3 separate regions of the Homo sapiens genome follow, and all the other regions are linked to region 1. The links are chromatin loops, found by intact Hi-C in ENCODE. Cell type or tissue: mammary epithelial cell. All regions are shown on one strand. Region 1 holds the start of NPPC (natriuretic peptide C). Region 2 has its middle 16 kb from the start of ALPI. Region 3 overlaps DIS3L2 (DIS3 like 3'-5' exoribonuclease 2).

What was found. Peaks named below come from ENCODE experiments on the same cell type or tissue, not always from the same donor. Only the 100,000 strongest peaks of a DNase experiment are listed, where the experiment ranks them.
Region 2: it touches region 1 in a loop (10-fold over the local background); 38 of 110 quality-filtered maps call a loop at or near these places.
Region 3: it touches region 1 in a loop (19-fold over the local background); 8 of 110 quality-filtered maps call a loop at or near these places.

What each region holds. Positions count from the first base shown.
Region 1 is chr2:231,924,186-231,926,685 of GRCh38, forward strand. NPPC (natriuretic peptide C) reads right to left here and starts at 2,211. Exons shown (of 3, transcript NM_024409.4): 1 at 1,975-2,211; 2 at 1,220-1,530. The coding sequence starts at 2,064. The coding sequence ends at 1,240. RefSeq lists silencers at 1,105-1,194, 1,275-1,324, 2,280-2,499. In mammary epithelial cell, CTCF peaks have their summits at 1,250 (motif pointing right) and 2,170 (motif pointing right); DNase peaks (open chromatin) are centred at 1,266 and 2,336; H3K4me3 peaks cover 1,241 bases; H3K27me3 peaks cover 202 bases.
Region 2 is chr2:232,439,312-232,441,811 of GRCh38, forward strand. No RefSeq gene overlaps it. Among named protein-coding and RNA genes, the nearest start is that of ALPI, 16 kb to the right of the region's middle. RefSeq lists enhancers at 1-478, 479-983. In mammary epithelial cell, CTCF peaks have their summits at 318 (motif pointing left), 542 and 1,434 (motif pointing left); a DNase peak (open chromatin) is centred at 1,420; H3K27me3 peaks cover 120 bases.
Region 3 is chr2:232,229,533-232,232,032 of GRCh38, forward strand. All of the region lies in intron 10 of DIS3L2 (DIS3 like 3'-5' exoribonuclease 2), which reads left to right. Among named protein-coding and RNA genes, the nearest start is that of MIR562, 58 kb to the left of the region's middle. RefSeq lists a silencer at 1,146-1,235 and an enhancer at 1,931-2,432. In mammary epithelial cell, a CTCF peak has its summit at 1,237 (motif pointing left); a DNase peak (open chromatin) is centred at 9.

The DNA of each region.
Region 1 (2,500 bases):
CAAATATTTCCACGAGTCTGTTCGGGGTGCAGTGGGTCCTAGAGTGCCTTAGGCCAGCACTTCGCCCTTAAGCTGTTCAATATGGAGAGGTGAATGGGTTCACAAACTGTGAAAAAGTGTTCTGTACTGTAAAAAAGAGACAGTGTGCTGGACAGGCGCTCTTGTTTCCCTCCGGGAGAAGATCCGACACTGACAAGGGTTTCTGGGGAGGAGACAGCAGCTTGCCCGTAGCCTGGGATGGGACAGTCAAGGTGTGGGACAGGCAGTGGCAGCTGCTGAGCTGGAGGCAAGAAAGCGAGAAAGCCAGGTAAGCCTGATCCTAACGCACATGACTGTCAATGTCAGAGGCTGGGATGTTATTCAGTGGGCACGGGCAGGCGGCAGGAATAGAGAGGAGGGAAAGAGGAGAGGTGAGGCTCTCTGCAGCAGTAAATTACCACCACGCGGCACCCGGCAGGGGGTGGCGGTAGGGCAGAGGTTTCCAGCCCTAGTGCGGGGTGAGACCCCACACCAGAAACGGAGCCCAGAGCACCGGTTGGGTCGGGACAGGGTTGGTGAGGGACTCTGGGACGTGTTGAGTTCGAGGCTGGGGCAAATAATATTTACTTTAGTGTCTTTCCTATTCCCTGAAATAGTGCCACAAGCACTGAGATTCACCCCCGAAGCCACCAGGCTGCAGCTGCCTCAGGACCCTGGACAGACCAGTTTGCCCACTGCCTGGGTTTAGAGAAGGGACAGGAATCGGAGTGTCCCAGGCAGAAGGGCGCTCTGACAGTGCCAGCAGAGGGCTACTCTCACTACAGGGGGCATGGTGGCCAGCAGATGATCGATGTCCCCTGGACTTGTGGGTGTAACCTTCCTTCTCTGCTCCCACAAACCCATGATCTCCTCTCAATCCCCCCACCAGCTGGCCAATAGGGGCCAGTGCTGCTAGTTCAGCTACGGTTCAGGGGTGGGTGAGACACCACCAAGCCTGTTTCTGCTTCTCCAGAAGAAGCCAGGTGGGTTCAACCAGGCTGAGCCGTTTCTGACCTTGCCAAAGTTCCCCGATCACGTTATCCTTCGCTTTCTTTGTCTGTAAAGTGGGATAATAAAGGGGGCGGCTGGCAAACGCCTAGCACAACTTGAGCAAAGGCGGCTCGCGCGCCTCCGAAGGCCGGCTGGGCGGCGGGCGGTCCCGGGCCGGGCTGGGGCTGGGCGTCGGGTGGGCCGTACTCACCGCCGCCAGGGGGCGCCGCACTAACATCCCAGGCCGCTCATGGAGCCGATTCGGTCCAGCTTGAGGCCGAAGCAGCCCTTGGACAAGCCCTTCTTGTTGGCTCCTTTGTATTTGCGCGCGTTGGGGTGCTCTTGCAGAAGGCGAGCCCACGCTGCCCGCGACTTGGTGTCCACGCGCAGGTCCCGGAGCAGTCGCGACCGGTCGCCCTTGAGATTGGCGCCCCCGCCCCCGGGAGCCTTGTCGCCCTTCTTCTGACCGCCGCCCGCAGCCTGCGGCTCGGCCAGCTCCTCTGCCGGCGGGGTTCGCGGGACCTGTCCGAGGAAAGAGCGGGCAGGTGAAGGGACACGCGGCTGCAGCACGGGGGACTCTGATGCTCCAGCCCCACGCGCCCGCCGGCGCGGGGTGTCCCTCCCAAGCCCAGAGCCGCCCCCACCGATGCCGGCCAGCTTGGCCCCGCATCCACCTGCCACGCGGCCGCCTTCGCCGCTCCCTCCGGAAGCCCCCTGCCCTCCCTTTGCTGCTCGCCGGGCAGGCCACACTGGGGTAGGGGGCTGCGCATGGGCCGATGTTCTCCGGAGGCTGGAGAAGTGGACCCCCGAATCCGCGCTTCGAGGGCTCCCCGGCTCTCGCCCACGCGCATCTCGGAGGAGACAGCCGCCTGCCTTCCCTCTCTCCTGGGTCCTGCGCGCCGCATTCTCCAAGCCCCCAGCCTCCCACGCCTCTCCCAGGCTCGGCGTCCCCACGACAGCACCCACCTTCGGCGGCGCCCCGGGCTTGGCTTCGGAGGGCCGGAGGGAGAGCAGCGTGAGCAGCAGGGCGCAGGCCAGCAGCTGGGAGAGATGCATGGTGCCGCTGGGGTCGAGGGGCGCACACGGGCGGCAGCGAGGGCGCGCAGGTCGGCGGGCAGACCAGCAGGGGGATGCGGAGCAGGCTGGCTGGGCTGCAGGGCGAGCAGGGTCCCAGTGCTGCGCGGCGCCGGCTGGGTGCGCTCTGAGCCCGTGACTCTGCTCGCGCCTTTATAATCCAACCTGCCGCTGATGTCATCCTCCCGCCCACCGGGCCGCCCGGGCCAATGACACCACGCACGCGGCCGCGCCGAGGGCCGGGAGGGGGCCGCGGGGGCTCCCCTCCCTTATCCCACCCCGGAGGGATCCCGCGGCTCGGCGGGCTCGCTCCAGGCTGCACTTGGAGCTGCAGAGCTGAGCGCACAGGGGAACTCCATTTGCAGCGAGCGCGCGCCCTGGCCTGCCGAGCATCGGTGCGCCTGGTGCCCTGTGCACC
Region 2 (2,500 bases), 520 kb after region 1:
CACATCAGAGGAGGAAGGTCTGAAGCCAGGGCAGGGGGCAGGGCACCCTCCCGTCCAGCGGCCCCAGTGCCCACTCCATTCCTTCGGGGCTCCCGTGGCCCAGAGTGTGGAGCGGCGCGGCCTGACCACCCAGGATAGCTTGGGGCGTTTCGGAGGTTTGGCTGCCTAGGCTGTGCACCTAGCACTGCTCCCCAGGAGAGGGAGGGAGGAGGTCAGAGTAGAGGGCCCTGCTGACCAGGTCACTGTCACAGCCTCCATCTCTGGCCCTGGGTTCCCATAGGAGCGCCTAGGCTCTAAGCTGGAGCCTCCCCATCCCAGGACCTTGGGGAGGAAGAGGCTGGGCGCCACCTGCTGGCCCACCAGGGAATTGACAGGGTGGGGGACTGTGGAGCCTGTGCTGGCCGCAGATGAGAGCCCTGACTCCCACCTTCCCTACCCCACCCACCCTGCACCGTCCAGCTCAGTTCTCTGACCCGTGGTGCCAGGTCCCATTTGCAATGGCGAATACTGAACTCGGTGCAACTCTGGCTGCTGGCAGCTGGGCTTGGCCTGCACCTTCCTGTCCCCAGACTCCACTGGGGACCTCCCTTCCAGCCATCCCAGGGCGTCACCACCACAGCCAGGGGCCAGCCCCACCTTCATTCACTCTTGCTCATAGCTCACCTCTTCTCTCCACCCCCATCTGCTACCTGCAGCATCAGAAGGACATGAGGGCACCAGACAGCCCCTGCAGCTGTCCTCAAACATCATGGCCAAGGCTGTGCCTGGGAAGTGGACTCTCTGCAGTGCCAGCTCCCTCCTCAGTGCCCTTGACCTTTATCTGGGTCCCTGCTTGATGTGGCCCAACTGGCTGGGCCAGAGCCCCACAGGCGCTGTCCCGACCCCCAGCCCCCTAGAGGGAGGGAGAGGCTGAGACGGCAAGGGAAGCAGAGACTCAGCCACACCAAGGGCCCTGGCAAGGTGGGCCTCTCCTCCATAGCCTCACCAGGCTTCACGTTCAAGGTCACCAAGAGTGCACTTGTTCACTGTTGAGGGCAGGGGTGACTCCTGGGACTGTGCTGGGGTCCAGGGAGAGCAGGTAGTGGAGTTGCCAGGGAAGCAGCTTGCCTGAGGTCTGTGGTCTTGGCAGGGGCTTCCACAGCGGCCCCACCCTCTCCCTGTCCCCTCCCTCCTGTCCTTGTCCTCGTGTTTACTGAAGATCATGAGAAGGGATGTGGAGAGCGCCTGCAGGAACTGAGAGCAGGAGCCTGGCTCAGCCCTGAGAGGCCCCCAGATATTCAATTCCTAAACCCATAGGGTGGGGCATGGGCACAGAGGAGAAACCGGGGCCGCCCGGCACAGCCCTGCTCTTTCACCCTGCCCGCCTGGTGGCCTCCTTAGCCTGCAGCCTCGGAGCGACCCAGTATGGGGGCATGCTGCCACCTGCTGGCCACACTTCAAAATGCAACCCAGGGTCGGCCTGGAGGCTACAGGTGTCCCTCTTCCCCCAGGCCTGCAACTGGGCTGGGGAAGGGGCACCAGGGAACAGCCCAGGTGCTCCTGCCCAGGAGGATTGTCCGACTGCGTGGGGAGAAAGTCCAGAACCGTGCTTGGCACATGGTAATCTTTGTGGAATGAGTGAACAAATGAATGAATGAACTATGCATCTGATGCTTTTCGGTGATGATGACCCAACCAAGATAGATTACATGAGCCATTTTCCAGCAGGAACTGGGACTCCTCTTGGGCTGACAAGATGTAAGTATGAAATCTAAATAAGATTCCAATGGCACTAGACAGTGACACACGTGACCCTAGCTATAAATGCCCATGGAAGAGAATTCTGTCTGACATTCAGGGAAGACTTGGAGCGGGGCAAGGGGATGGGATTGATGGCAGAAGTGAGACTCACAGGACACGTGTGGGAGACCCCTGGCTGGCCATGTTGGGGGAGGAGGGGCAACAGGAAAGCAGCGCCTGGATCTCGAGGGACTTGGCCGGCTCAGTCCTTCCATCGGGAGCCACATTCATTCACAGCGACTGTTGAGTCTAACAACGCTCAAGTACAGCAAAGCTGGAGCAACAGGCCCTGAAAGGGTGACTCCAGGGTCTCACCCCACCCTGACTCCTTCCCTCCTGCTGCCTCAGACTCTCCTGTCTACCCTCAGAGACCCTGTCGGGAGGCTTCCCTCCAACAAGGCACCATCCCCAGGGAGAAGGGAGCCCAGCACTCCTGGCCCTGTGGGGTCCTCAGTCCACTCACCACTGCCACATGCCCCAGGGAGTCCTCGGACTAGGACCTGGGCCGGGCCCCCCTGGGTTCCTATGGCCTGGGCGAGCATGGTGCCCTCTTACAGCCTGGGCTGCCTGAGCATTCCAGGCATCCTGTCATTCAGCAGAGATCTTTCCTCGGTGCCTTCTCTGGATTGGGTGGGCTGCTGAGCTCTGGGGCTGCTGCCGTGAATTATTTAATAGATGGGTGCTTCCCTGCTCTCCAGGGTCCCCCTCTGGGAGAGCCAGC
Region 3 (2,500 bases), 310 kb after region 1:
GACGTTGAGTGCGCCAGCCTCGCAAGTTCAGCTCCTCATTCTCTTTCCTGTTAATGAAGAAGGCCATTGCTCAAGTCATTTGGAAGAGAAAAAGTGGAATTTACTACCTGGGTGTTCCTCATACATGCTGTTCATATAAATTTAAACTTAGATGCCTGAGAATTACATTGAACATGACAAAAATTGCTGTGTGGGCAGTTTAGTTGAGTACTTGCAGATTGATAGAGCCCTTAGTAATAATGAAGGGAAAAGGTTCTTGAAGCTGCTCTGTTCCAGAAGATGAGCTCACCAGTTAAGGAGTTTGCAACTAAAGGTCCTCATTAACCTCTTGCTGGATGGCAAAGAGGAAAAAAGAAGAAGAAAATCCAGACTCTTCAAATCCTGACCTTTGGGGAGACCTAAGAAGTCATCCTATGCTACCCCCTCCTCATGGTGGGTTCCTGCATTTCATTCAGATTTACTTACCCCAGATTTTTTTTTCACTTCAGCTTCTCTTAAGTTTGTAAAATATCCTCAAACCATCACCACGTCATGGCCATGGAGTGCTGCCATGGCTTGCTATACTGGTGGTCAGCTTTTGTGTAAGATTACATAACGAATACCACATGGAACTGGAAGATGCCAGCGTTTGAGTTGTCCCTCTTACCTAGCAACCCAATCAGTGTTTCTCAGAGGGAATGTGCTTATCCCAAGTAAAAGGTGGAGTTTATTGTGTGGCCACAAGGTGATCCAAGCCCAATTGAGTCTGTCTCCAAAATTCAGTAGGATCATGCTAAGGCCAGGGCCCGCATCCTGGCTGCATGAGCTGCCCTAAGTAAGGCCCCTCATCGCTGGTGCCGTTTGAACAGCGGAACATCCCTTTCGCTCAGCCCCCTTGGTTGGATTACCCTTTCTGAGCTTCCAGAATACTGTTTTCTATCTCTGTTGAGGCTCCTATGTTGGGAAAACTGGCCACAGGGTCAAGAGGGGTGACCCAAGCCAGAGCATTGTGTTCCCATCATAGACTGGGTGGAAACCAACCTGAGGGACAGGAAGTCCAACATCTGTTCTATCTGTCAAGGTGTCCAGCAGGTTGTACTTCTGATTGTGGTCTTGAGGCTCTTTGTTTTTGTTCAGTATGACTGCAGATGGCATTAATAGAGCCATGGTCTGCAGAGTGGGTGAGGTGGCAAAGTGAGAAAGTGAGTATGGTACATTCAAGTTACCTTTCCACTTAGCGCTCCCTGGTGGCTTCCCATTGCACTTGAAGTAAAGAATGCCTCATCCTGACCCAGCAGGGCAGCTCTTCTCAGGGCCCATCCACCTCACTAGCCTCCCTGCTTCCACTTCTTCCCTGCTTTCCAGCCACAGCTGTGTCCCTAGACACAGCAAGCTTGCGCCCACCCCCCATCCTTCGCTCTGGCTCTCCTGCCTGGGATGCTCTCCCCCATGTCATCACGTGACATGGTCTTTTTTAGACCCACAGGTCTCAGTCTGTTTCCTCATAGACACCTTTTCATTACTAATGAACTCTAAAATAGGCTCCAGACATTCGCTGTTTTATTTTCTCCAAAGTCCTTTTTACTATCTAAGTAATCTTGTCATTTGTTTGTTTGCTCATTGCCTTTCTCTCCCCACTAGACTGGAAGCTTGACATGAGAAGGGACCTTGTCAGTTTTCTTGTATGTCTACAGTGCCTAGAAAAGGACTGGTACATAGTAGGAGCTTAGTAAGTATTTGTTGTGTGGCTGATTGAATGAATGAAGATGGTTATTAGGAAGATTATGAGGTAATTGAAAGCTAAACCATGTGGTTGTTTAGCCTGAAGCAGAAAAGTCCCAGGGGCCATATGCTGGCTGTCTCAGTAATTAAAGCTGGTGCTACCCTAAAAGCACCTAGCCCTGCTTCACTCCTTTCTCTTGGCCAGATTGCTGTCCTCCAAGGAGATGGGCTTGTTCTGGGCACCCTTATGAGCCAGAACTGGAGCCAATAAGTGAAAACTCTAGGGAGACATATTTTGGCTTTAAAAGAGAGAAAAAAATAATAATAATTGCCACTTTACCTGAGGACGTAGTGGGCTTCACCAGACAGCAGTGAATTTTAAGTCACCTGAGGTATGCATATGCAGGCACAGGCTGGGTGCTCTCTTGCAGACCTGGTATGGAGAGGGCTCAGCACCTGCATGGGCAGTTAGGCAGGGTTTACAATCCTTTCAGCCCAGAGCAGCAGGGCGCCTGCCCTGTATTTTTTGTTACTTTCTTTTTCATTCAGTAAATGTCAATCACTGCGGGCCCAGCCCTTTCCCTGCCCATCATGCTGATTACAGAGAGTCAGGAGGTAGTTCATGATCCGCATGTAGTAAATGGGGGTGAAAGAGTTGAGAAGCTGTAGGAAGACACAGAAGGGGATTGAGCCTGGTCTAGGTCATCAGGGCAGGCCTGCCGGAGGAAGTGACTTTAGGTGGTAGTTTGAAGGACCAGTGGGGGTTGCCAGGAAGAGGAATAGAGAGAACCGCGGGGAG